Regions from separate parts of the Homo sapiens genome. Here region 1 is linked to region 2. The links are chromatin loops, found by intact Hi-C in ENCODE. Cell type or tissue: heart right ventricle. All regions are shown on one strand. Each heading gives the region's core, and the rest is flanking DNA. Links, peaks and the distances in the headings are about the cores only.

Region 1 (10,812 bases), core at 925-8,924, 200 kb after region 2:
TTTGAAATGGAATCTCGCCCTGTCGCCCAGGCTGGAGTGCAATGGCACGATCTCGGCTCACTGCAACCTCCGCCTCCTGGGTTCAAATGATTCTCCTGCCTCAGCCTCCCAAGTAGCTGGGATTATAGGTGCCCGCCACCATGGCCAGCTAATTTTTGTATTTTTAGTAGAGATGGGGTTTCGCCATGTTGGCCAGGCTGGTCTCGAACTCCTGGCCTCAGGTGATCCACCCGCCTCAGCCTCCCAAAGTGCTGGGATTACAGGCGTGAGCCACCGCGCCCGGCCTCTATAGTTCTTTATGTCTAGGTTCAGCGTATGCTAAGAGGCTAGGATCTCAGACTGTGGAGACTAAGGGTTTAGATTTTAGCTGAGCCACACAATATCATAACTTAAATAATAAGATATTAAAACAATGAGAACGTGTTGATACTTAGTTATATGGTGATATCTTAACTTTAAGTAGGTATCTACATTACTATTTTATCATCTACTTTCTAGTAATAGGAAATCTTTCATGTCTGCATAAATGGTGCATATTCCTTCTTAGCTTTAAGGTGGCTATTTAGTAGGTTTCCAATCTACTGTCAATAATAAAACCTGGTTTGGATGATGTACTATGATAAAACTTTCTTAACTAGAGAACATATGACTAAGACTAACTTTTTCTTGAGAACTTTCTAGTTTTACTATTTACTATTTATTTTTAAAGATCTTCACTTATTCAACACATATTGAATTATATTATCTATACATACATACACACATCTCTCTTTAATAATAATCATAAGGAATAGAAGTTATATATATATCCACATATACATATATGACTAAGAAAGTACTAATATAGGACTATCAGTTTCCCATTTACCTACAGAAATCAGAGTATAGACTTTAATATTTATATTGGCTATATTCCTAAACTGACTTTGTATCTGGCTGCATGCTATGTATAAAAAGTATTTCACCAGAATTAAGTACACGTAAAATATTAGATCACTGTCTAAAATGTATTCCTAGACTCTATTAATCTAATAAAGAAGTACTTTCCAGGAGACTGAGGTGGGAGGATCACTTGAGGCCAGGAGTTCGAGACCAGCCTGGGCAGCATAGTGAGACCCCATCTCTACAAAAATAAAAATAAAATTAGCCTGGCATGGTGGTGCATGCCTGTAGTTTTGGCTAGTCAGGAGGCTGAGGTGGGAGGATCGCTTGAGCCTGGGAGTTTGAAGCTGTAATGAGTCATGTTCGTGCCACTGCACTCCAGCCTTGGCAACAGAGTGAGACACTCTCTTAAAAAAACAAAAAAGTACTTCTTGTGCTCCTTTTGGGGCATATACAGGAAAAGAAATGAAAAAGTCCCATAAAAATTCAAGCTCTGTAACACAGGTTACTTCCTAAGAAAAATGAATGAACAATATCAATTGATAAAATCTCTTCACTTTTGTTATTATCAGGAAAGACTAAATCAGTACACACTTAGTAAATACAGTAAGGGGAAGAAACACAAACTTTACTGTTACACAATTATGTTTGCCTGGCAAGGAATGGGTACATGAACATGATCCGAGGGGCAATATGATCAGGCGAAGAGCCAAACACCTTAGGTTCTTGTCTAGTTTCTGTTACATAACTTCCCTGTGTTTCCATTTTTTTCATCTGTAATTGGAAAGAGTATTCTAGACGATCTCTCATGTTCCTTTCAATTCTAATACTTTATTCCACAAGAACAGTATTAATAAAGCTGAAACAATTTATTCTCCACCTGTCTTTTGAGCTATAAATTTAACAAGAACATTTCCAATTTGAATTAATCATATGATTAAAATAAATGTTTTCTACTCCTAGCCTGGCATAAACCATTTCTATCCTTGAGCAAAGAAAATAATTTGTATATATGCTTTAAAAGCTTAAATTAAGATTTTCTCTTTTGTCTGCTTTCACTTAAAAAAAAAAAACTTCTGGATAATCATTTCATAACATCAAACTTGACATGAGACCAAATTAAAAAAAGAAAGAAAAAGAAACGAGCCAAGTCTTATCTTTCCATCTGTCTATTAAGTATAAGAAGTTCCTCCAGCCCCCTGCAGGAACATTTGTTTTGTAGTTGTCAGTACTGACTCAGCTGCTATAGGTCTGCTTTTACCTTTCACTTTTTAGAGTAAAAACATTTATATTAATCAATCAAAAAGATAAATAGAGAGTGAAAGGGAAAACCATTGAAGTAGCAGCTGAGTTGATATAAACAGCTGTAAAAAACACTATAAAGAAAAGCCTTTTAAAATATCCAGAATAAATATTGACATCTGAGATGTATTAAAGATTTTTTCTTTTTCTTTTATTTTTACGTAGTAGCACTGGTTTTCCCTTTCACCATCTATGAATGCACTTTTTGGTTTGGATCACTGGACAAATGAGTATTGGGATTTCATTCTAATCTCACATTGATTTTAGAGATATTGCCAATCATATCAAATCACACGAGGTTTGGTTTGTCTGTTGGTGGTGGTGTTTTCTGTTTTTCTGTGCTCAAAAAGACACAGCTATGGAATAATAAGGGATGCTACAGGCCAGCATGGCGGTGCATTGGCAGAACTATGCAGAGGTTTGCACAGAATCTTCCTGCACAGTATATAGCTCCAGCCAGTGCTACTAAATCATCACTTTTTTAATACAAAATTCAGCCCCAACTGCTTTCAAAGTAGTAAAAATAAATGCTGAATCAACATCAGGAGATATTTTTGTTGTCAAAAAGCGAAAGTTAAGGGTAAAGCCAAATCTACAGAGCCAATAGTGACAGCTTCTACTGGTCCAAATTCGTAAAGGGGAATTCTGGAGGTTCTCCTAAAGTGGAAAGAGAAGAATAGAAAACAGCATTACAGTAAAACACTTTTGTAAGCTACGAAAGCTACATCTCACATTTTTTTGAAGTACAATTTCTATGTTCACCAGCATAAAATAACTGTGTTAATCTGAAGAGAAATATTAACTTCCAAAACAAGTTTTCTCTTAATTTATGCATTCTAGTTGGAAAAGTTTTGTTTAGACCTGTCATGTCATCAATTTTTAAAAATGAAAACACTTTTTAAAATGAAGAAATCTGACCTTGGGAGAAAATACTAATACTGCCCCTCATAAAACATGTTGATGTTTAATATCAACACACCTTTATTAGTTTCCTTTCACACAAATCTCACTTTTTTTTTTTTTCTGAGACAGGGTCACCCTCTATTGCCCAGGCTAAAGTGAGTGGTGTGATCATGGCTCATTGCAGCCTCAATCTCTCAGCCTCAAGCTATCCTCCCATCTTAGCCTTTCTAGTAGCGAGAACTACAGGCGCACGCTACCATGCCCAGCTAACTTTTTATTTTTGTTTTTATTTTTGTAGAGACAGAGTCCCACTATGTTGCCCAGGCTTGTCTCAAGCTCCTAGGCTCAAGTAATCCTTCTGTCTCAGCCTTCGAAAGTGCTGGGATTATGGGTGTAAGCCACTGCACCTGGCCATGAATCTCACTTTTAATCACAGCTTTTATGTATTATGTCCTTTGATATTTTTCCTTGTTGTTATTTGAATGGTATATACTGAAATATGCACTGAAGCAACAGAGAAAAAATAGATTTTAAGGTTTTAATAGGCTTTAGCAATGCCAAGTCATATGAAAATGAAAAATAAAGCAGAATAATTTGTGTTTTTAGATTTTATATTCAATTCATTATAACAAAAACATTTTATAACAATACAATTTTTTATGATCCCAAGTGAAATCCTTGTTATTAACTTGTTTGATTTTCCTTGCTCAGCTACACCATGTAATTAATGTCACCTTAGGCCAGAGTGTACTTAGCTATATTTACATGGCAGTCATCTCTCAGTGCTCCCTGACCAAACCAAAGGGAGTTACTGTTAAGACAGTCTAGTTAACCATCAACTAGGTGCCAACTCTATTTAGGGTCACTGTGGTGTATTATAAATCTCAGTGATTTATTAAAACTAATGAAGCTGATATGCCCTCCTTATTTCCGTTAGCTCTTTACTATTTAAGACTGTCAAAATTCTTGCTCAGCCACTATTTACATTAGAGCAAAATAAGAGAATGATTCTAATATCATGTTTGTATCTATATGACCCCAAAACATTCATGTAAAAAGCTTGCAGTCATTCATCTGGATCTCGTGCTTCTACAATGCCAAAGATTTAAATGCTTATAAAAACTTAGAAATTCTTTTTATACATTTTAGATGGACATTTCAGTATTTGTGAAAAAATTTCCCAATATGTCCAAATCAGCATGATACTGTATATTGGACCAAATGCAAATTAGCAAACAATGGGTGAGGCTTCTGAAAGGATAATTTTTCCAAACAACAGTATAATGGAAAGCTATAGCAGTTACCAATCATGTAAGAAACCACAGGTGAGTTGAGCTTTATTTAGTACTTTGCGGCTTTTCAAAAAGTTTGTCAATAGACAATGAGTACTTAATCTTTCCAAAATGATTTGTGATTATTCATGAATATGCATTATTATATTGGACTGTGACACAACAGCTCTCTTATTTCCTCTCTCATTGTCAGATTGTCAGCTCTCACTTCTGCCAGAGTGCCTACCTCCACTAGACCCAAGTGAAAAAGCACCCTCCCACCTCATGGTGCACTAAAATCAGCCCCTCCTGCTGTTGTCTGCAGGGTGCGGTCATGACCTTTTGGTATAGGCTTGGTCTGCCCAGACTGGGGTGGACATTCCTGCTATAAATCATCAGGGGAAAAGCTTGTCCTGAGAAAAGACACTAGAACATAAAAAGCAGGCTTCAGAGAGGCAGAGAAAAGCGTGTGTTCCTCTCTGACCTTTTGTTTGTTGAGTGTACCCTTTAAGCAGTCTAAGGTTGCTTAAGGTTGCTCAGAGGCGGCACTGGTTGAAATAACATTGCCACAAGGATTTAGGTTAAGGGTTATGCAAGGAGGTTTACAAAAGGAGGCAGTGTTATTCAAACGCAACCCCCCAATAAATTATGAAATCAATTTAGTGAGCTTCAAATAAGCATCTGAAGAGAACAGAAAATAGCTGGCATCACATGTAATAGGAGTAAATATTGTTTTATGAATCTTGCTTCAGTTGCATGTGTGTTGGATCATAAGATGAACTATATTTCTTACTTTGGAAGACACTGCTGTAAAGGACCCACATCTATAACTGAGATTATACAGTTTCATGTTACTCTCTATGGCTTAGACTTTAGTAAAGTCCTGTCTAAATTCCATCCTTATCTTAGCTTTGATAAATGTTGAGGTATCTTATTTCCATGCGCGAGCCAAGTAGAAACAGCCCCCTCCTGTGGCCGGCTGGAGTGATAGCGGTAATTAAAATGGGGTGCCCAAAGAAGGGCAAATGTCTGGAAGAATTCGTGCTGCAATATATGGAGCTTTCCTCCATGTACTGTTACCCTATAGAATTGGTTTCATTTTATAAAGGGAGTATGGCAGCTTCCTTATACTCTATTTCTTCTAACCTACTGCTCCAAATAGCTAAGGTGTGAGAAACTGACTACAAGTGACAGAACTGTATGTAAATTGTTTCTGCTTGGCTGTCTAAGGGTCTCTTATAGGTAGGATGACTAAATATAGACTTTATCTTCCAAATGGGGACACTATGGAGATGAGAGGTAGCATTCATAAAACAGGACACTGGGCTAGCGGGTGTAAACCGAGACTGTCCCAGGCAAGCCGCCTTGGGTGATCACCCTTCTCACAGGGAATGAAGACCACCACTCCTCTTAATGGCAGCTCCTTGTTTGTTTTTTAGGGTCTTACTGTTTTACAAATGGTTGAAATGAACAAAAGTCTAAACTCTGGATAAACAGATGACAATGATACTGAATAGCTTCTCTTTAGCTATGGAAAGTGAAAGAAAAAAACAGAATATCAAATATTAATGTGGTTTTAAAAGGAATTACATGATGATGAGAGATGACTTATCCTCCTAATTAATTTTTATGTAATTAATTCATTTAATTAATCTTAACATTAATTCAGTTTGGTAGCTTCACAATGATTAGGAGTTAGGAGTTGAAGTAAGAGAGGAGGTAGGCCCCAAAAATATTGAGTAGCAGGGGGATCTGGCTGGTATGGAAGTATTTGCTAAAGTTTAGCTAAGTAAAAATAATTAAGATGGTCTCATTTTTAATGCATTTTTTAGAAACTCACTTGAACTATGCAAAAAATTTTGCTAAGAATGAATCAGAGTACACAATTTAAATAAAAATAGTTTATAAATAGTTTAAAATATAATTTAGCATGCTCTTACTCCAGCTTATAAACTGCTTTTAATTTGAAATTACTTTGATTCCTTATTTTCAAATAAACTATTACTAATATAATATTGATTCTGGATATTAAAGTCTCTAGAAACAGACCAGCAAAACCTAAACTCACCTTGTCTTCATACATCCTTTTGGCTTCCCTTAATTCAGAACGTAGCTGAGAAACAGTAGATTCCAGATCGCTGAGCTGACGCATATACATAGAGTTTTGGTTTCTTGCTTGCTCTCTAAGAAGAGTTTAGAAGGGGAATAAGTGCAAATAGCAAACTAAGAATAAGAGTAACACCTGAGTATTCTAGCTTTTTGACACTACCACTAGTTATTTTATATGGCATTATTAAGCCAATAGTCTTTTATTTTCCAAAACTGACTCTCAAAAGTTTCACCTCAAATATATTGTAAACTGCTGAAGCTGGGTGACAGCTGTATGGGAGTGCATTACACTATTTTCTCTCTACTTTTGTATATGATAGAAAATGTCCATATAAAAAGTTTTAACATACAACTCAAATAAAATTATTTCTACACATATGCATACATTTTACTTATATATATTCATATATATTACACACACACACACACACACACACACACACACACACACGGTTTGGCTCTGTGTCCCCACCCAAATCTCATGTCAAATTGTAATCCCCACATGTCAGGGGAGGGACCTGGTGGGAGGTGATTGGACTGTGGGGGCAGATTTCCCCCATACTGTTCTCATGATAGTGAGTTCTCACAACATCTGATGGTTTAAAAGTATGGCACTTCCCCCCTTTCCTGCTCCGCCATGGTAAGATGTGTTTGCTTTCCCCATGATTGTAAGTTTCCTGAGGCCTCCTAGTCATGATTTGTTAAGCCTGTGGAACTGTGAGTCAACTAAACTTCTTTTCTTTATAAATTACCCAGTCTTGGATAGTTCTTTATAGTAGTGTAAGAATGGATTAATACAGAAAACTGGTACCAGGAGAGTGGGGCACTGCTATAAAGATATCTGAAAATGTGAAAGTGAATTTGGAACTAGGTAACAGGCAGAGGTTGGAACAGTTTGGAGGGATCAGAAGACAGAAAGACGAGGGAAAGTCTGGAACTTCCTAGAGACTTGTTGAATGGTTGTGACCAAAATGCTGATAGTGATATGGACAAAGAGTCCAGGCTGAGGTGGTCTCAGATGGAGATGAGGAACTTCTTGGGAACTGGAGTAAAGATCACTCTCACTATGCTTTAGCAAAGAGACTGGTAGCATTTTGCCCCTGCCCTAAAGATCTGTGGAACTTTGATCTAGACAGAGATGATTCAGGGTGTCGGGCAGAAGAAATTTCTAAGCAGCAAAGCATTCAAGATGTCACCTGACTGTTTCTGAAAGCATACAGTCATATATATTTACAAAGAGATGGTGTGAAATTGCAACTTCTATTTAAAAGGGAAGCACAGTGTAAAAGTTTGGAAAATTTGCAGCCTGACCATGTGGTAGAAAAGAAAAACCCATTTCCTGGGGAGAAATTCAAGCTGCCGGCTGCAGAAATTTGCATAAGAAGAGGTGCAAGACAATGGGGAAAATGTCTCCGGGGCATGTCAGAGATCTTTAGGCAGCCCCTTCCAACACAGGCCTTGTGACTTAGGAGGAAGAAATGGTTTTGTAAGCCAGGGCCCTCTCTATCGCTCTGTGCGTCCTCGGTACATGGCACCCTGTGTCCCAGCTGCTCCAGCTCCAGCCATGGCTAAAATGGGCCAAGGTACAGCTCGGGCTGTTGCTTCAAAGGGTGCAAGCCCCAAGACTAGGCAGCTTCCATGTGGTGTTGAGCCTGGAGGTGTACAGAAAGCAAGAGTTGAGGTTTGGAAACCTCTGCCTAGATTTCATAGCATGTATGGAAATGCCTGGATGTCCAGGCAGACATCTGCTGTAGGAGTAGAGCCCTCATGGGGAACCTCTACTAGGGTAATGTGGAGGGGAAATGTGGGGTTGGAACCCCCACACAGAGTCCCCACTGGGGCACTGCTTAGTGGAGCTGTGAGAAGAGGGCCACTACCCTCCAGACCCCAGAATGGTAGATCTACAGGCAGCTTGCACTGTGCACGTGGAAAAACTACAGGCACTCAGTGTAGCCTGTGAAAGCAGCTGCGGAGGCTGTACAATGCAGAGCAACAAGGGCAGAGCTGCCCAACGCCTTGGGAGCCCTGCCTTGCATCAGTGTGCCCTGGAAGTGAGACATGGAGTCAAAGGAGATTATTTCAGAGCTTTAAGATTTAATGACTGCACAGCTGGATTTTGGACTTGCATGGGGCCTGCAGCCCCTTTGTTTTGGCCTATTTTTCCCATTTGGAATAGGAGCATTTACCCAATGCCTGTAACCCAGTTGTATCTTGGAAATAACAAACTTGTTTTTTATTTTACAGGCTTATAGGTGGAACGGACTTATTTTGTCTCAGATGAGACTTTGGACTGAATTTCTGAGTTAATGCTTAAATGAGTTAAGACTAGGGGACTGTTGAGAAGGGATAATTATATTTTTTTTATTTTTGAGATGGAGTCTTGCTCTGTCGCCCAGGTTGGAGTGCAGTGGCGTGATCTTGGCTCACTGCAAGCTCTGCCTCCCGGGTTCATGCCATTCTCCTGCCTCAGCCTCCTGAGTAGCTGGGACTACAGGTGCCCACCACCATGCCCAGCTAATTTTTTGTATTTTTAGTGGAGACAGGGTTTCACCGTGTTAGCCAGGATGCTCTCGATCTCCTGACCTCGTGATCTGCCCGCCTCAGCCTCCCAAAGTGCTGGGAATATAGGCGTAAGCCACCATGCCCAGCCAATAATTGTATTTTAAAATGTGAGAAAGACATGATATTTGGGATATTACAAATCTGAATTGTAATCACCATGTGTCAGGGGAGGGGCCTTGTGGGAGGTAACTGGATCATGGGGACAGATTTCCCCCATGCTTTTCCCGTGATAGCGAGTGAGTTCTCATGAGATCTGATGATTTAAAAGTGTGGCACATCCCCATTCTCTCTCTCTCTTGCTTTGCCATGGTATGATGTGCTTGCTTCCCCTTTGTTTTCTGTCATAATTGTAAGTTTCCTGAGGCCTCCCACTCACGACTCCTGTTAAGCCTGTGGAACTAGGAGTCAATTAAATCTCTTTTCTTCATAAATTACCCAGTCTTGGTTAGTTCTTTATAGCAGTGTAAGAATGGACAAATATGAATACTTAAAACAGCCAATCCCAGGAGCCCCAAATACTTGCAAAAATACTTCTTATATGGTCAGATAACAGTACCTATGTTACATAATACTTCCTGTTCATTTAAATGTTAGAAAAATGTTTCACTTTCTTATGAAATCTTACTAAGCAAGTTCTAAAAGATTATAGAACAGAAAGTTAATGAGAATAATATCTTTAAAATGAAGATGAATGACTAACAGTTTCAAACCACATACTGAATGATTTCCATTTGACTCTGGATACTATTGGCTTGGCTTCGAGCACTGCTAGCTTTCTCAGTAAGTCCTGTTATTTCAACTTCATGTTCACTTATTAACTGCTCAATCCTATAAAAAGAATGTGGTGATTGTCATTTGATACAGAAGATTTTCCTGACTATGAATTATTTTAAAAATTAATGATTTTCAATACTCTCAAATTTAGTATTTTGCTTTGCTTTTGTATATGCTACTCTTTTAATAACAAGTGTCTACAACAAGTCCAAAACCCTTTATCCAAATCTTTTGGGAGTCAGATAGTTTTGGAATTCAGAATTTTTTTTTATTTTACAATGGTAATAAATTGCAAGTAGTAAATATTATATGACACCCCCAATGAGATCTAGGGAAGTGTCCCATTAACGAAACATATCATGAATGCAATAATTTATAAGTATTCACACTAAATTGTAGACTATGGAAAGGTTTACATTAGCTCTGGTCAGGTTTTTCCAACAAATGAGTGACAAAAACTCTCTCCTTCACCAAACTTTAGTCAGACTCTTCTGAGGCCTCTTTTCAACTATGCCTCAACCTTTGGCCTGCCTAGCCCAGACCTAGCAAGAATCTTGCCAAGTCAGTTTAGTCCTCCCACCCTCGATATCTGATCAAGTTCTTCATCCCCTGCCTTTGATATCTAAGCCCTTGGCCTGCATTTAGCAAGAATCCCCCTACTCTTGATGCCTTTTCTCAGTAATTTTCCATCCACAGACCCCCTCACCATGCCCCCTGGCTATAAATCCCCATTTGGCCTTGTATTGGGAGCTGAGCTTAATCTCTCTCTCTCTCTCTCCTACAGCAATACTCCTATTGTAATCATCTCAAATGACATCTTCCTTACGATTTTATAACCAGGGTCAGGAAAACAAAATGTTAACATGAGTTTCCTATAAACCTATAAAAAAACTTATGTGTTTCAGAGCTGTTTAGATTTTGGAATTGTGGCCGAAACACTGTAAAACTGTGGTTTAGTTTCGCTAGGCTTTTCCATACCTCAGTCAGAAACCTACCTATCTTGGTGTTG
Region 2 (10,812 bases), core at 1,354-9,353:
ACAGAGTGGTTAAGTAATTTGCCCAAGGTCACACAGCTATAAGTGGTAGAGCCAAGATTCAAACCAACAGTCAGAAGTCTGTGCTGTGAACCAGTACACTATACTGTCTCGATGTGCCATCAGCATTTATCACTGATTATGCATAAATATCCATGCATAATAAGTGTGTCTGCATATATTCCTCATGCTTTTGGTGGTCTTGCAGTGAAAGACCTTATTTTTGAAAAAGAACTTATCTTTAAAGCTTTTACCTGCAAAAGTCAGATGGGAAGACATAAAGGACCTCATCTTTGGTTATTAGTGGGTGAAAAGAATCTCCATCTGTTCCATTAATCATATTGCACTTGTCTGTTATCCACCAGTCAAGTGACCTATAATTGATAAGCACAAGAAAGAGTAAAGATGATCACATTTGAGTTTAGATTCTCTTAAATGGTCAGGACTTTGCAAGATTTAACTGGAGCTGTCTATCCACAGTATCTTATTCATACACAGACACAACAGTTTTAATTAGATCAAGGGGGAGAAAAAGTAGGTCCCTGGCCCAAATCAGCTTTCATAGAGGCAATGGCCAAATAGCCCAAAACATGTGGTGGTTTGAAAAGTATTTGTGCTGTAGCTACTACACATCACTCAATGACTACTAAGCAAGAGTGGGACTTTTCACTGGCCTGTAATTCATGCCTGGCCATGATAAATCTACAAATCACTAATATTTAATCTGTAAGATGTTTTACCACCATCTTGATTTGTAGAATAATAATTACAAGACTATTTACATGTTTTTATATTTTTCATCCAAAAAAGGCTAAACACATTTTTAAGCAATGTAGAAGTAGACATGTAGTTTAAATGAAAACTGAAAAAATAATTCCACTGATAAATCATTTGACTTACGTTTTCCCATTCCATTCCACAATTTTTGTAAAGTTAAGGTAACTGTCTTCTCCAGTTAGAAAAACATAGTCTCCATCATTAGTCCCATTTTTCTGAAAATATGTGAATATGATCATTTAAAGTAACTGTGATAATTTTATGACAACTTGGCTAGACTATGGTGCCCAGTTGTTTGGTCAAACACTAGCCCAGATGGTGTGGTGAAGGTATTTTGTAGGTGTGATTAATATCTACAATCCGTTAACTTTAAGGGAGGTTACCCTCAATAATGAGTGGCTGGGCCCCCTCCAATCTGTTCAAAGCCTTACAAGCAAAAACAGAGGTTTCTTAGAGGAGGAATTCTCCTCAAGACTGCAACATCGAAATTCTGCCTGGATTTCCAGGTTGCAGCCCACCCTACAGATTTCAAACTCAAGACCACATCATCAACTTTTACCTGAGTTTCCAGCTGCTGGCCTGCTCTATGGATTTCAGACTTACCAGCTCCCATAATCACATAAGCCAATTCCATAATATAAATTTCTTTCTCTCCCTCTTTCTCATCTCTACATATACACCCTCTTGATTCAGTTTCTCTGGCAACCCTAACTGATACAGTAACTAAAAAATTTAATCTTCATCTAACTGTCCTACTAGGGCCTAACTGCTACACAAGACTGAACCAGGACCAGAAAATAGTGACTATTTTGCTAAATACTATATTAACCATATTATTATTTTATGGTTTTAAAAAGTAGGAGCTCAATTTTAAAATGGGCAAAGGATTTGAAGAGACATTTCTGAAAAGAAAATATACTAATGGCCAGAGAGCACATAAAAACATGTTCAGCATCATTAGTCATTAGGGAAATGCAAATCAAAACCACAATGAGATACCACTTCACACCCACTAGGAGGGCAATTAAAAAAAAAAAAAAGAAAAATAGTAAGCGTTGGTGAGGATGTGGAGAAATTGGAACCTTTATACATTGCTAGCAGGAATATAAAAATGTTGCAGTCACTGCAGAAAACAGTTTGTCAGTTCTTAACAAAGTTAAACAGAATTCATAGGACTCCAAAATTCCACACCTATGTATATACTCAAGAGAATTCCACTTCAAGGTATATACCCAATGTTCATATAAAAGCTTGTATGAACAAATATTCATAGCAGCACTTCTAATAATAGCCAAGAAGGAACACAACCCAAATGTCCATCAACTGATAAATGGATAAGCAAAATGTGGTATATCTACACAACGGAATATTCCTCAGTTATAAAAAGGAATGGAACACTGATACATGCTACAACATGGATGAACCCTGACAACATTACACTAAATTTAAAAAGCAGACACAGAAGGGCATATATTATATGACTCCATTTATATGAGATGTCCAGAATATGCAAATTCACAGAGCCAGAAAGTAGATTAGTGGTTGCCAGGGCCTGGGAGAGTAAGACAGGAATAGGAGTGACTGCTAAGAGAGTATGCAGTTTCTTTTTTGGGATAATGAAAATGTTCTGGAATTAGCAGTAATGGTTGCACAACCTTGTGACTATACTAAGGACTACTGAATTGTACATTTTAAAATGGTAAATGTTATAGTAAGTGAATTATTTCTCAATAATAACAAATTTAAAAGCCTAAGTCCAGGACCAGGACCAATTATACCAGAATAGCTACACTGGAAGAAGACGGTATTAATATAGCCCTATTTTCAATTAAGGTTTCTTCAATTGTATATTCTCTCCAAGTTATACTTCTTAAGGGCACATACAGACACTACATTCCTAAAATTCTTTATTTGGGCATGTAGCTATGATTTCTCAGAAATAGCACAGGTAGTAGCTCCTCTATAATAATAGGAGTGAACAATTGTTGAGTATAATATTCCTGGCTCTGTTCTAAAATTTTTGCATGAATCATCTCATGAAATCCTCACAACCACATAAGATAGTGTGGCTATCAGTCTGGTGAATTCAATGATGTAAAAACAAAAAAAGTGAGTTATATAATGCAAATTATCTGAGAAACAGTGAGATATTAGCAACAAGATCTACTTGGCTGATGGATTGAAGCCACTGGGAACAAAAGGGCCTCGAGGGAACCTTTGCATAATATCTCTCAGTAGGAGGCTCTCCTGAAATTATTTCTAGAAGGGAGGTTCAGTCAGGGCTTGACAGGAAATCTGTGCTTCCTCTGGTCCTGTGAAGCTGTATTCCTCTGAGACAGGACCCTCTAGGGAACTCCTGCCTGGTCTGCTTCTCCCGAATGATGCATTCAGAGTTGGTGAGGCCCTACTTTTAGGACTCCTGTCTCTCACACATATAATTTTTTAAAACTTGCTCACAATTCTATTTTAACAATTTCTACGTTTTATATAACCTTGAAGGCCCAGGGACACAATTATTGCTGTTTGCCATAAAAACTGGAATGCTACAGGATTACATGAAGAGGGTAAGACTCTTGAACAGGCAGAGCCAGAAAACAGCTACAAATTTAAAGCTGAGGAGACCCATCACAATCCCAGAGCACACCCCTAATCTAATCCTCTTCCTGGGGTTATTTTATCTTTTACCAACTTCCCAACTATCCACTGCACTCCAGGGTTTTTGTTTTTGTTTTTGTTTTTGTTTTTTTTTTGGCTTTTTTAGACAGAGTCTTGCTCTGTCACCCTGGCTGGAGTACAGTGGTGTAATTTCAGCTCACTGCAACCTCTGCCTCCTGGGTTCATGCAACTTACCTGCCTCAGTCTCCTGAGTAGGTGAGATTACAGGTGTACATCACCACAGCTGGCTAATTTTTGTATTTTTAGTAGAGATAGAGTTTTGCCATGTTGGCCAGGCTGGTCTCAAAGTCTTAACCTCAAATGATCCACCCACCTCGGTCTCCCAAAGTCCTGGAATTACAGGCATTAGCCACCGCACCCGGCCTCAAGTTTTTTTTCTTTCCAAAAAACACTCCATTTTTCACACACTCTATAAGATAACTTAACTCTAGGCAATTTCTAGAAGAAACTCAAAGTTAATCTGGCTTGGGGTGCCCCAACCCACTGTCAGCTAAAAAAAGAGGTTCTGAAAAGAAAAATCTACTTACCTCATAGAATAGGCCAAAATAGGGAGAGATATCGGGCCTGAAAACATGGATAAGGGACAAGATTTCATCTTTGTAGCCCCAGAGCAATTCGTCAACTGTGTGAGTCACAAAGAGCTTCTGCTGATAGGCTTTCAACATGGCCTCGATGATCTCCCTGAGGAAGTGCACCTGGGACCACTCTATGACAGTCTGCGGAGCAGAGGTATATTAAGACAGCAGCATCCCCTCCAAAGCACCTCCATCCACTCTCTCCTACTACCCCATAGCAAAGGGGGTTGGAAATATAAATGTAAAGGTTGAGATTAAATAGCTGAAAAATCAGGCAGTGAGCTCCTTTCTGGCTGCATATGGAAGACAAAGCCTCTTCTCTGTCCTTTCCCAGTACTGCATTTTGTAAGTGTAATATTTACAAAGAGACCATTTGCAGGCTCTGAGTTATCCAGACACCACAAAAGGGGAAAAGCTCTTGTAAACATGTGGGCATCTTTGGCCACAAGGTGGCGCTACCTTCCGCCTAAGCAGGGCCAGAGGCTCATTATAAACCCGACCTACACCCCTGGGACTAGGTGGCAGGGACCTCATACTGTCTAGGTCCTGGGTCCATCATCAGTGTCCAGCTGCATATGGAGCGGTCACCTAGGGGTTAGGGTGGGAGAGTCGGCAGGGGTTGGTGTAGGTGAATTAGAATGTTTACTGGGCCAGCCCAGGAACAGTGGTTCACGCCTGGAGTCCCTGGCCGACACAGGAGGATCCCTGGAGCCCAGGAGGTAGAAGCTTCAGTGAGCTGTGATGGAGCCACTGACTGCACTCCAGCCTGGGCGACAGAGCAAGACCCTGTCTCAAAAAAAATTAATAATAAATAAATTAATTTAATTTAAAAAAAAAGAAAGTCTCATGGGTCTCAGTATAGAATAGATGTAGAATAGGTGTCGTTATTAGGTAGAATTACCATTATAAACAGAGCCCACTGAAATCACAGTAGGCTGCCAGTCTATTGATTTCTGGTGTCAATTTATGAATTTTGAGAGTATAAAATCCAACATAAAAATCTGAAGTAAGAAATGGTATACAAATTTCATTGCTAGAATTTCTGAATGAAAACAAGGGGCAAATAAACATTTTTAAAATTATTAGCTACCAAAAAATCCTAGGGGCATATTTATTTGCACAATTGCTAATCCTGAACACCCAGGAAGAAATTATGAAAACAAATCCTAAAATCTGAATTTTGTCATCATTTGAAAAGACCTTATTTGATACATCTTAGAAAAAAGTCCAAGATGTACTTTAAAGAAAAGAAAAGAAGTATTTTTCTTTTTATATATGTATATTTCAACATAACTTAATGGCTCCTAAATGTAAAATCATAAAGAGCATTAACTTAGCTTTTTCCTTTCTTCCAAAATCCAACTTAATGGTATTAAAATGCCTACTTACCAATACAGGAATATTTAATGTTCTAATTAAGTCAATTTTAGGGTCTCCAACAGATTGGTCTCGTTCAAAAACATAGGCCTTGTTGCTAACAGCAGATATTGTTGTTCCATTATCTCCAAATTGAATATTTGCTTTGTTTCTGAGTTCCCTAAAAGAAAGAAAAGGGTTTTATTTGAAAATAGACACCACTTTAATAAGCAAGACTTTTCCTTTCTTTCAGCATCCAAGTTATATTTTCAATATAACATTCCCAATATAACATTATATAGAGACTGCAGCTACTAAGCCTTAAAAAGCTGGAGATCGAAGCTATAATGTGGGAAGGAAACGAGGCCTAGGATAGAGTCTTCTCAAAAACTTTGTTTTCCTTCTTTTCTTCCCTGATTAGGGAGGTGCAATAGTTGAGGGTCACCTTGACCGGGAATCAAAGCCGATGAACTCTCTCCTGGGTTATGGTTTGGTCCTGAAGTATTTTCAAAATTTTCAGTTTGGTTCACAGATTTAGTTTGAATTTCAATTTGTTTACCAATGTCTTCTTGTTTCTACATTGAATTAAATTGAAATTTTATTTTAAAAAATAATGCCCAAGGCTTAGTAAATTACAGGAGTTCACTCCTGTTTCTTTTTTTGAGATAGGGTCTCGCTCTGTTGCCCAGGCTGGAGTGCAGTGGCATGACTACAGCTCACTGCAGCCTCAGCCTCCTGGGCTCAAACAATCCTCCCACCTCAGCCTCCCAAGTAGCTAGAAGTACAGAAGCATGCCACCACACCCAGCTAATTGTTTTATTTTTTTGTAGAGATGAGGTCTTACTATGCTACCCAGGCTGGTCTTGAACTCCTGGACTCAAGTGATCCTCCTGCCTCGACCTTCCAAAATGCTGGCATTACAGGCATGAGCTACCACACCCGGTCTCTGTTTCTGATATACAGCACAGTTTGGTTCAAGTTAGAGCCCCCAAATGAAGCATTAGAAAGTTCTTAGAAAGCGCCTGGTGCCAGGGCTGGGCCTAGAGTCAGTGTGAGTGATGTAAGAGGTGCCTAAACAAGTAGTAATCAAGATAAATAGTTTAATGCACTATTTATTAAAACCAAAATTTATGCCAAAAATTTATGATGAACAAAATTTTAAATAAAAACAGAATCTGATCTTTTGTTCATCAAATGCCTCACACTAGCCCTAGCCCTAGCCCTGCCTGGTACATAGTAGGTGTTCAATAAATTCCAGTGACTTTTGTTTCTTTCCCTTTGCTTATCTTTCCTTCTTCCTAAACCAGCTAGGGTTATTATGTCTGACATGGTAGCCACTAGTCACATGTGACTACTGAGTACTTAAACTGTGGCTAACTGGAATTGAGATTTGCTGTAAGTGTAAAATATATACAGAATTTCAAAAACAGTGCCAACCTTTTTTTATATTGATTATATATTGAAATGATGCTATTTCAGTTATAATGGGTAAAATTAAAATATATTATCAAAATTAATTTTACCTGCTTCCTTCTACTTTTTAAAAAATGTGGCTACTAGAAAATCTTAAAATCTTAAATTACACATGTGGTTCATGTAATATTTCTATTGAACAGAGCTAATTTAAGAGCACAGGTTAGGAAGGCATTGGCCAGCTGGGCTACCCACACCTCCTCTGAGGCCTTTCCCAACCATAGCAGCACAGGGATTTTTCTCACCCACCTGTGGATGTCCGTACATGTCTTTAGCATTCAATTAGAAACTTCTGAGTGACATCATTTAGATTGTGAAATTATCATGTAGCCTCAGGTAGACTGCAAGCAAGCTGAAGGCTGAAACTGGTACGTAAAAATGCGCCTCGGTGATGATGGAGTTATGTCCCAGTAAACCCATCATAAGTTGAAAACATCGTAAGTTGAAAGTTTGTTTTTGATTCAACAACTTAGTATCTTTCCAATTTACAATGGGTTTATCTGGATGTAACTCTATCGTCATTGGAGGGGCATGCCAAATACATCACTTTCACACAATCGCGAAGTCAAAACATCATTCAAGTTGAACCATCATAAGTCAAGGACTGTCTGTATATTGTATCTCTTTATACCTCTTAAATCCCTTCTAGACTTTAAAATAAAAACAGATGAGAAAATAAATGCATTCATATAGATGCATACAAATAGATGAGTCTTTGTATCTTCTCCAGTAGAAAAAACAAACCATTTTTTTCTGTGCTCTCATACTGTAACAACTTACACAGAAGACTTCTAAGACTTCTGAGACTTCTGGTCACCAAGAAGTGTGTGGCGTTTTCTCTGCACCAATAATTCTGCAGTGTCCTCCAATTCAATTCAATTCTGATACTTTCTACTTGGACATAGCATCAGATTCTACAGGTTGAGACTGCCTTCCACCTCCTATGCCAATCAAAAGCCCCAGGCTGTTTTACCTGTGCTTCTGAACTAATGGCTATAAATTGGGGTTCCCATCCCCCTGTGCTTGGGCTCAATTAATTTGCTAGAACAGCCCAGAGTACTCAGGGAAACACTTACATTTTATTATAAAGGATATTACAAAGTATACAGATGAAGAGATGCACTGGGCAAGGTGTAGGGGAAGGAGCTCAGAACTTCCATGCCCTCTGCAGGCTCGCTACTCTCCAGGAACCTCCCCATGTTTGGTTCTCTGGAAACTCTCCAAATTCAGTCCTTTTGGTTTTTTATGGAAGCTACATTACATAGGCATGATTGATTAAATCACTGGCCATTTGTGATCAACCCAACTTTCAGCCCCTCTCCCCTCCTGGGAGGTTGGGGGGTGGGGCTGAAAGTCCCAACCCTCTAATCCTGTCCTCTTCTTTCAGGACCAGCTCCCATCCAGGAGCCATAGAGGCTGCCAGTCATCAGTCAATTCACTAGCATACAAAAAGACACTTATCACTTAAGCGATTCCAAGGATCTTAGGAGCTGTATGCCAGGAAATGGAGGAAGACTAAATATATATTTCATCATATCACATGTCTATATCCTATACTCTGTCAAGTGTATAGAAGGAAGCATACTTCCTATCACATATACACATATCACACATCATATCACACTAAGCACCAAGCTATGCCCACTAATCCTATAAATAGCTGACCCTTGCATAGCTCTTCAAAGAGTTTAACCCACATTATTTTATTTTATTTAATCCTTACAAGTATGTAGTACAAATACAGCATGTAGTATTGCCCCACTTCACAGCTGGGGACACAGAGCACAGGCAGAAGAGTGAGAACTTGATCCCAAGTCTTTCTCATTAGCACAAGGTGCTCCTCTCTCTGTATGAGACAACCTCTCCTAACAGGTACCTAAGAAACGCCTGTAGGATGAAACCAGCTAATGCCTCTAACAAATGCCTCTAACCAAAGCCAAATCTAATGATAAATTACATGCCCTTCCAGTTTACAAAGAATATATTTAAAAATTTGATAGACACTTCCGTGTTAAACCACTTACACAGCTTGAAGTTCAGTGTTTGCAGTGGACTTTTCATTTGTTAGACAACCATTCCGCTTTCTGCTGGTAATAGCCCTGATTTGCTTTCCTCTCTTGTATTGTACAGCTGTGTAAGACCATCAGTCAAGGTTGCTATGGGACCTGAGCTCAACCAATTCCTTTCCTCTGGCCTCTGAATCCTGAGCACAGTGCCTCAAGATAGAAAACACAGTAAAAGAACCAGGCGTGGTGACATGTACCTGTAGTGTCAGCTACTTGGGAGGCTAAGGTGGGAGGATGGCTTGAGCCCAGGAGTTTGACGTTACAGTGAGCTATGATCATGCCACTGCATTCCAGCATGAGCAACAGAGCAAGACTTTGTCTCTACCAAAAAAAAAAAAAATTTTAATTTAAAAACAAGAAAACTCAGTAAAAGACAGGATTCCTCCCAGTGGCAGACACATGATGTGATGATCAATACACTCTCGTGACCTGGATCTTTAAAGCTGCCCTGCATCCTGCTTTTGTCTTCCAAGCTGCTTTCCTTGATTCTGTTAACCTACTTTATAGCCTTCAAATAGATTCCCGTTTTACTTAAATTAGCCAGAGGTAGTTTATTTTGCTTATAACCAAAGACCCTTCACTTAGAAATCATTAACTCCACCTTTTTATAGATAAGGATATGTGGATTCAGGACCAATCGAAAGTGTCAGGGCCAGGTTTAGAATCCTGGTGACCTCACCTCTCATTCAGGGTATTCCTTGATTTTACACAGAGGTTAATTCACAGTAATTTATTGGAATATGGAGGAGGAGAGGAAATTTCAAAGCCAAACTTTTGTGTAAGCCAAGGCTGGTGCCTGCAGAGAGGGGCATATTGATCAGTTACTGTCCTACAAGATCAAAGAAGACCAAATGAACTTTCAGAAATACAAAGAAGAGTTTGAAAAAACAAAACAAAAACAACAACAAAAAACAAATCAAATTTTCAGCCTAGGCAATTAATCAAGGAACTATACTTAAAAGTGCCCGGCATGGTCCCTGGTATTTAGTAGATGCTAATGAATCTCAGACTATAGTATAACATTTGTGCATTACTATGACGGTCCTTGTCATTAAGACAAGGTTCAGTTATGCTCCATGAACTATTTAATCAGGCAGGAAAATTCATGGTTGGTTTTAGAAATAATTTTAGAAACAATAGACTGAGATAAGGAGTGGAAATCAAAAGGAATAATTTTAATTAGGTGGAAAATTAACATCGGTATATCTAATTCCTCAGAGGTGTTTGATAAATTGGATGCGTATAATACTATCATAGTATCGTTATCTTTCAGTCATATTGGTTCCTTCATTCACCTAATCCTCTGTTGAGAATTACTATTAAGAAGTGATTGGGCATACACTGGATACAAACTAGACTGAGATCTGGCTGGTAGGGTTAACATTCAACCCTGGTTTCATCTTACTCACTGCTTCTGTGCCTCAGTTTCCTCATCTGTAAAATGGAGGTAATAACGTACTCACCTTGTAGGGTTGTTGTGAGAATGAAATCCACATAAATCCAGTTACAACACTACCTGGCACACCTGCTGCTTAGGAGGGATTAGCTACTGATACCATGTGCAACGGCTTGTGCTAAGCTCTTGAGATGGTGTGACATTAAGTCCTGGTTCTGGTCCTCCAAGAATCCACAGTAGAGCATGGGAGACTGCCTTCAGAGGCCACCTCCTTCACAGTAAACGCACTGTGGGCATACAGAGGAGGGAGGGATGGCAACTGGAAGGGGACTCCTGCAAAAGACACTTTTGCTTGATTCTGGAAAGAGTGGGCTTCTGCAGGTGGGAGGGTGAAGGGGGTGTTCCAACAGAGGCAGCGGTGGGGCGAAGGTGGGCAGCAAGCATGAAAGCATTCCCATGTGGGGAGTGAGAAAGCTGTGGTCCTGGAGGAGGAGGA

What was found. Peaks named below come from ENCODE experiments on the same cell type or tissue, not always from the same donor. Only the 100,000 strongest peaks of a DNase experiment are listed, where the experiment ranks them.
Region 1: a loop joins it to region 2, with 5 times the contacts of the local background. A loop is called at or near these places in 37 of 110 quality-filtered maps.

What each region holds. Positions count from the first base shown.
Region 1 is chr4:76,372,864-76,383,675 of GRCh38, forward strand. It overlaps CCDC158 (coiled-coil domain containing 158), which reads right to left. Exons shown (of 25, transcript NM_001394954.1): 7 at 10,799-10,812; 8 at 9,747-9,857; 9 at 6,427-6,541. Among named protein-coding and RNA genes, the nearest start is that of CCDC158, 43 kb to the right of the region's middle. RefSeq lists an enhancer at 7,711-8,215. In heart right ventricle, for the core only: a CTCF peak has its summit at 5,339 (motif pointing left); no DNase peak of the experiment used is centred there.
Region 2 is chr4:76,175,540-76,186,351 of GRCh38, forward strand. It overlaps SCARB2 (scavenger receptor class B member 2), which reads right to left. Exons shown (of 12, transcript NM_005506.4): 3 at 5,415-5,562; 4 at 3,978-4,166; 5 at 898-989; 6 at 252-371. Among named protein-coding and RNA genes, the nearest start is that of NUP54, 33 kb to the left of the region's middle. RefSeq lists a silencer at 4,529-4,588. In heart right ventricle, for the core only: CTCF peaks have their summits at 4,474 (motif pointing right) and 4,678; a DNase peak (open chromatin) is centred at 4,502; H3K27ac peaks cover 2,755 bases.